Linked DNA regions of Homo sapiens: region 1 is linked to region 2. The links are chromatin loops, found by intact Hi-C in ENCODE. Cell type or tissue: heart right ventricle. All regions are shown on one strand. Links, peaks and the distances in the headings refer to the core of each region. The heading gives the core; the rest is flanking DNA.

Region 1 (2,920 bases), core at 132-2,631, 430 kb after region 2:
TGTCCAAGGGTCAAATGTATTTTCCTTTTGTAATTAAGAAGTAATTTGAAGGAAGATGATTTGAGACTGTGTCGATCCTCTGCTCTCTGCAGATGTCCATTGACTGGTGCTGTCCTGATGATGTTGTCCAGTTTGTCTATCATTCTACATTCTTGAGTAGGCATTCTGCTTGAAGGAATATCAGTTATTATTTTTTGTTCCTTATTTAGTTTCCAAATTTGCTACAATGAACACATTATATTTATAATAGAAAACTAATGTATGTATGTGTCTATGCGTGTGTGTGTGTAGGAGTATAATGATTGAGTATTCTTTATCTGAAATGCTTGGCACCAGAACTGTTTCAGAGTTCGGATTTTTTTCTGATTTTGAAATGTTTGCAGTACACTTACTAGCTGAGTATCCCAATCTGAAAATCCAAAATGCTCCAATGAGCGTTTCCGTTGAGTATCATGTCAGCACTTAAAAAGTGTCAGATTTTAGAGTTTTTTGGATTTTGTATTTTTAAATTAGCAATACTCGACCTATATGTATGTGTATATATATTTATGTGTATATATATTTATGTGTATATGTATATGTATGTATGAAGCATGTGTATATGTGCATGTGTGTATGTGTTTGTGCATGTTTGCATGTATATGTGTACGTGTTTACATATATGTAGGTGTATACGGCATATATGTGTGTGCATTTGTGTATCTGTATGCATATGTGCATGTGTTTGTATGTGTGTGTGTGTGCATGCGTGTGTGTGTGTGTGTGTGAAGTTTCCAAGCCCACATCCTCTTTGGTTGGCTGTTCTGGCCCCTTGGTTCTGAGTGCATGGCCCTTTGTCCTGCCTCTCCTGGCTGCATGCTCTGCAGTTTCCCCTGCTGGTTCCGCCTCCTGCTTAGGCCTCTGAGGCTCAAGAGGAGGGGACAGTGAGTGGAATGCAACAGGACCCAGAACAGCTAGTTAAGAAAACTCCCAGACACTCAGCAAGCTAGGTTAGAGACAGATTTTGAAGCCTCTATGTAGAGCCTCTGTCGCTGCCGCGGAACTCCTCACCTTCTCCCCACCCCGTGTTCCTCAGGTGAGCAGCAGTGAGTTCGTGCAGACTTCCTGGTACTCTGCCGCTGGCCAGGTTGAGCCTTCCCACGCCCTTGCCTCCTCGGCGCCAGTCTGCAGACACACTCTGGGCTCGCTCACGGTAAATCCTCAGGCCACTGAGCATCAGCCCAAGAGAAGGCTGTCACCACCAGCAGTCCCAGTGCCTTCTCTCGCCAGTGTCACCAGCTGACTGTCCTGCCGCAGAGATGTTGGAGCAGCAGGAGTGGACACTGTGGCCCTGCAGCTGCCCACGTGTTTGTGTTTGTGATGGTCTGCCTTGTCTGTGTGTCTGGAACTCATGGTTCCACCCCTCCCAACTTTGCACAGCTGCAGGGACCATGAGTGGCTGCAGCCTTCAGCTGCTGTCATTGTCCTTACACAGGAAAATGAGTGCCCCCAAGTGGCCTCTGGCCTGAAGAAAGTCCTTTTCCTTATCTGTTCTAAATGTACTGCCCTTCACAGCTCTCATGAATGTGTCCTTGTTACACTAGTGCCAGGGCTTTTAGGATGCCCTTCAGGGAAACTTGCATGCCCTAAGCACACTCCAGTAGAGGGAAGCCATTCAGATAGGGACATCTTGGTGCAATGTTGAATGGAAGACTTGAACAGTCACCAGCAAAACGTTTCGGCTGAGAGTGGAAGAAGCTGTAGGTTTGAATGAAGGCTACCCCCCCACCTTTTTTGATGAGTATAAAATTCAAGCATAGTAGAAGTGATGCAAGCAACTCTTTCCTAGGGTTCATTCATCGAACAGACGAACAGGTGGACAGTGCAGAGTGAGCAAGAGCAAGCAAGAGTGAGGAAGAGTGAGCAAGATGTGACTCTCTGTCCAGGAGCTTAGGAGAGGAAGAAAGACAAAAAAATTGTTCCCAGCAACGGTGGTAGGCGCTCACTGGATTGGCAGCAGGACCGCGTTCCCATGAGCCTGCGTGACTAGCCCTGGAGAGGAGATGGTGCTGTGCCTGTGTCACGTGAAAAACTGAGGCTCCAGGCACTACAGCCTGCCTTTCTGTGCTCAGCTCCATAGGGCTGGGATCCGGCAAAGCTGAGGATGGAAGGCCACAGAGGCCCTCCCCTGAGTCCATCTACAAGAAAAACAGTTCAGTGCTGTAAACAATGTACAAGGAATAGATTAGATAGAGGTGAGAGTCCCAAAGTTAATTCCAATTTAGGAAAAACTTCAGCTCATACTCCTGGATATCATGGATGAGGTCAGTGAGATATCAGAAGAAAAGGAAGATTTTAAATGTGAGATGATTTGGATGGCAAATAAGCTACAGAGAGAAGAGAGAGAATGCTGGCTCTCCTCATAGGTTTGAGAGGACAAGTGAAATTCTCTTTATGGTCAAGTTTTGTAGCAATGTCTGACTCAAGGGAAAATGCATAAATTCTAATACTAAGTAAAATACAGTCGTGGGTTACAACATCCTCTTGAAGTTCAGCACCTTCTAAAGAGAAGGGTGGAGGGGCACAGGACTAAATGCTTGGCCTTGCAGTAAACCTAATGTGGTGTCATGGTGTCTCCAGATGTACCACAGGCTTCCTCCATGATGTCACCCATCTGAAGATTACCTCGAAGGGGGCAGCCATTCCTCCAACATGTCCTTCTGTGCCTGCTGGACCTGCCTCTGTCATGACCACACAATTGAAGTAGGAATTCAGATTGTGGCACATAGCCCATTTGGGGATCTCCAGCATCCTTAGAGCCAAAAACCATACCCAACAAGGAGTCATGTGTGAAAACAGAAATCTCTAGCTGACTGTAAAGCAAGCTAACTGTGTCCCTTCTGGAATCTTAGCCCCAAAGGACAGTAGCTCCAAGAGGGCC
Region 2 (2,920 bases), core at 302-2,801:
TCCTATAGTCAGGAGCCTGAGAGGACCAGAGAGGCAGATGCAGCACAAACTTACAGAGTTGCTGTTCCAACAAGAGAAGTGTAGTTGGTGGTGGAAGTAAGCATATTTGTATCTCTGGCCTGTTTCTGCCTCATCCCTGCGCCCTTCGCTTGGCCCTTCTCTCTCAATCATTTCTCTCTCCTACCTGGTCTCTCATATGGGCAAACCCCGAATCTGCACCCACAGTGGTGTATTGGCAGAGCTGTGCAGGGAATGCCCCAGAAGGCAAATTACCTTTCATGTCTGCTGGCTCCATTCTGCCCCTTTACATTGTCATTGTCATATTAGTGAGGATTGGGTGCGATCAGGCCGAGGGCAACGTTTTGATGAGCTGGAACTGTCACTCACTGCACAAGTGGCCTACATTTGGAGTCTTCAGGCTCCATAGCAGAAACCTTAGATGTGAAGAGTGAGTTACTTAAGTTCAATAAATATAAAATAATAGTAAATGGTTATAAATTGAGACGTTTAGCTTCTAGTAGGAAAACTACAAGTCTCCATTTAATATTGCAAAGTGAAGTGTAGGAAGAACATTGATGGGGATTTCTGGGTTTTATGCTATTTTTTATATTTCACAGCTTTATAGGAGTGTAATTGACACACAAAAAACTGCATATGTACAAAGAAAGTATATAATATAATCAGTTTCGACTCTTGTATACACCATGAAACCATCACTCACCATCGAGTAATAAACATCCATCACCCTCAAGTTTCCTTGCATCCCTTAGTCATCATTTTTAATCTGCGTATGTGTATGTATATGTGTATATGTACATAAGACATGCACACAACTATATATATTACTTTATGACAGTACTGTACATCGAATGGGAAAGTTAGCAAAATATAGGTTTTAATAACAAATCCTAAATTAATTGAGAAGTAAAACTTCATTCTAGCTAATTGGGAAATTGTTTAAAAGGAGAACATTAAGTGTTAAAATTGATGACCCTAATGATAAAGCGAGTATTTGATCTGAGGAGAAAGAAAGCTGGTCGCAGCATTTTAATAGTCATCTGAATGCATCCTTTGTGAAGTGAAAATGTGGGGATGTGAGTGCACATACAACCTTTGGAACTATTTCTCCCCTATCCAAGTTTTCAAGAGGAAACAAAGGTAATTTCTCCACTTAATTTTCTTCTGCTAAAGAAGCATGAGTGTGTTCTTTAAACCATGTTTACCAAAAGTAGCTGAGAGGAGGTCAGCCCACCGCCTCTGCCGCTCAAGCCTGGCTTGAGAACCGCTGACCAGGATTGCTGGCTCTAGTCAGGAGCCCAGCTGCCAGGCTGGGGCTAGGCAGCGGCAGGCACCAGGGCAGCATCTGTCTTGGGCTCCACTGCAGTGGCCAGCTGCCCACTGACCCTCACTCCGTCTCTGCCAGGTTAGCAAGCAGTCGAAGGGGCTGCTTATTTAAGAGACAAGAGATTCTTGGATGACTTTACCCGCACATTTCAGCCACCAGGGGGAACCCTGATTATCCCATTGATAGACAGAGTTGAAGAGAATGGAAAGAAACATACAAGAAGTTAACATTGGGGCTTTGCTGCATTTATGCCAATATTATGTTGCAGCTAGTCACACAACAATTTAGTGACTGTAATTATAGGATTGAGTTCTCTCATTTACAAAGAGGGGAAAGTGAGTCAAGAAGAGTCTAGTAACTTGCCTAAGATCATGCAGCTAAGAAGGGTCTGTGCTCAGATGGCTGACTCCCCATCCTCTGTTACAGTGTGACTAGTGGTTCTAAAAAGGGATGTGTGTGTATGTGTATACATGCACACATACATGTGCATACATGCATGTGCACCCATGGTGCATGCATATCTAGACTCATGTACATGTGCATAGATGTATATACAGTGCATGTATGCATACCCACACAATACATGTGCACATTGTGTATCTTAAACATCTATGCATACATACACAAGTGTGTACAAAATATTTGTGTATATATACACATGCATACATATATGCCTACACATGGTGTACATATTCATGTTTGTATATATTCATGCATACATGCACATCTATATACATTTGTAACTTGTGTGCAAATATACATAACACGTGCGTGCACTCATACATCCATGTGTATACACTGTGTGTGTGTGCCTGCACGTGTGTGAAGATATGAGGCCAAGGACAGTATGTGGCTATATTAGCTTGTTGCTGCCAGTATGCTTCCCCACCCCCACGCCACCCCACACACAATATATCTCTGAGCCTGGTGCTTCGGTCACTGGCAGGCTTTGCAAGGATTCTGAACTTGTCCACTTTGGCCTCCCAGAAGTTATTGTCAGGCCTCTTGTTTGGTGCCTAATTTATGACTTGGAAGAGATTTAAAGATTAAAGAGAATATGGCCAGTTAGTTGTTTAAATGAATAGTCTTCCATAGTTAGATAGGGCAGAAATCCAAATCAACCATGTTAGTAAACTCAAACCTCATCTTTCGTCTCTGCCCTTGCACTTATGTCTGCCTCCATCTGGCTATTTATTAGCCAGGAGGCACCTTGCCATGAAGGAGGTGGCCTCTGCTTGAGTGCAGACTGCACAGTGGGACTACAGGAAGGTACAGCCCATGGAGGGGTGGGGGTCTTAGTCTTCATAGATTCGCTGCCAGCGGGGTCGGGGCAGGAAGTGATGATGGCTAAAGTGGCACCCCCTTCCCATGCACTTTTCCTGGAGTAACCCTTAAATCTATACCACAGCCCTATGAGGTCACTGCTGTTGTTATCATCCTCATTTTACAAATAAGAAAACAGCACGTAGATGATAAGAAACTTGTCTGCAACCAAAAGCAAGTTAATATTTAAGCCAGGACTTGAACCTTGCCAGTCTGGTCCCAAGCACCTGCTTAACTTCCATATCCCTCCTC

The links. A loop is a pair of places that touch in the nucleus more often than their neighbours do. Peaks named below come from ENCODE experiments on the same cell type or tissue, not always from the same donor. Only the 100,000 strongest peaks of a DNase experiment are listed, where the experiment ranks them.
Region 1: a loop joins it to region 2, with 2.1 times the contacts of the local background. A loop is called at or near these places in 5 of 110 quality-filtered maps.

What each region holds. Positions count from the first base shown.
Region 1 is chr7:50,640,126-50,643,045 of GRCh38, reverse strand. The region is part of intron 7 of GRB10 (growth factor receptor bound protein 10); the gene reads left to right. It overlaps LOC124901632 (a long non-coding RNA gene), which reads right to left and starts at 1,289. Exons shown (of 2, transcript XR_007060323.1): 1 at 1,051-1,289; 2 at 1-165. In heart right ventricle, for the core only: a CTCF peak has its summit at 1,494 (motif pointing left); DNase peaks (open chromatin) are centred at 855, 1,405, 2,055 and 2,605; H3K27ac peaks cover 1,794 bases.
Region 2 is chr7:51,066,443-51,069,362 of GRCh38, reverse strand. All of the region lies in intron 7 of COBL (cordon-bleu WH2 repeat protein), which reads left to right. Among named protein-coding and RNA genes, the nearest start is that of COBL, 250 kb to the left of the region's middle. In heart right ventricle, for the core only: CTCF peaks have their summits at 1,281 and 1,497 (motif pointing right); a DNase peak (open chromatin) is centred at 1,472; H3K27ac peaks cover 473 bases.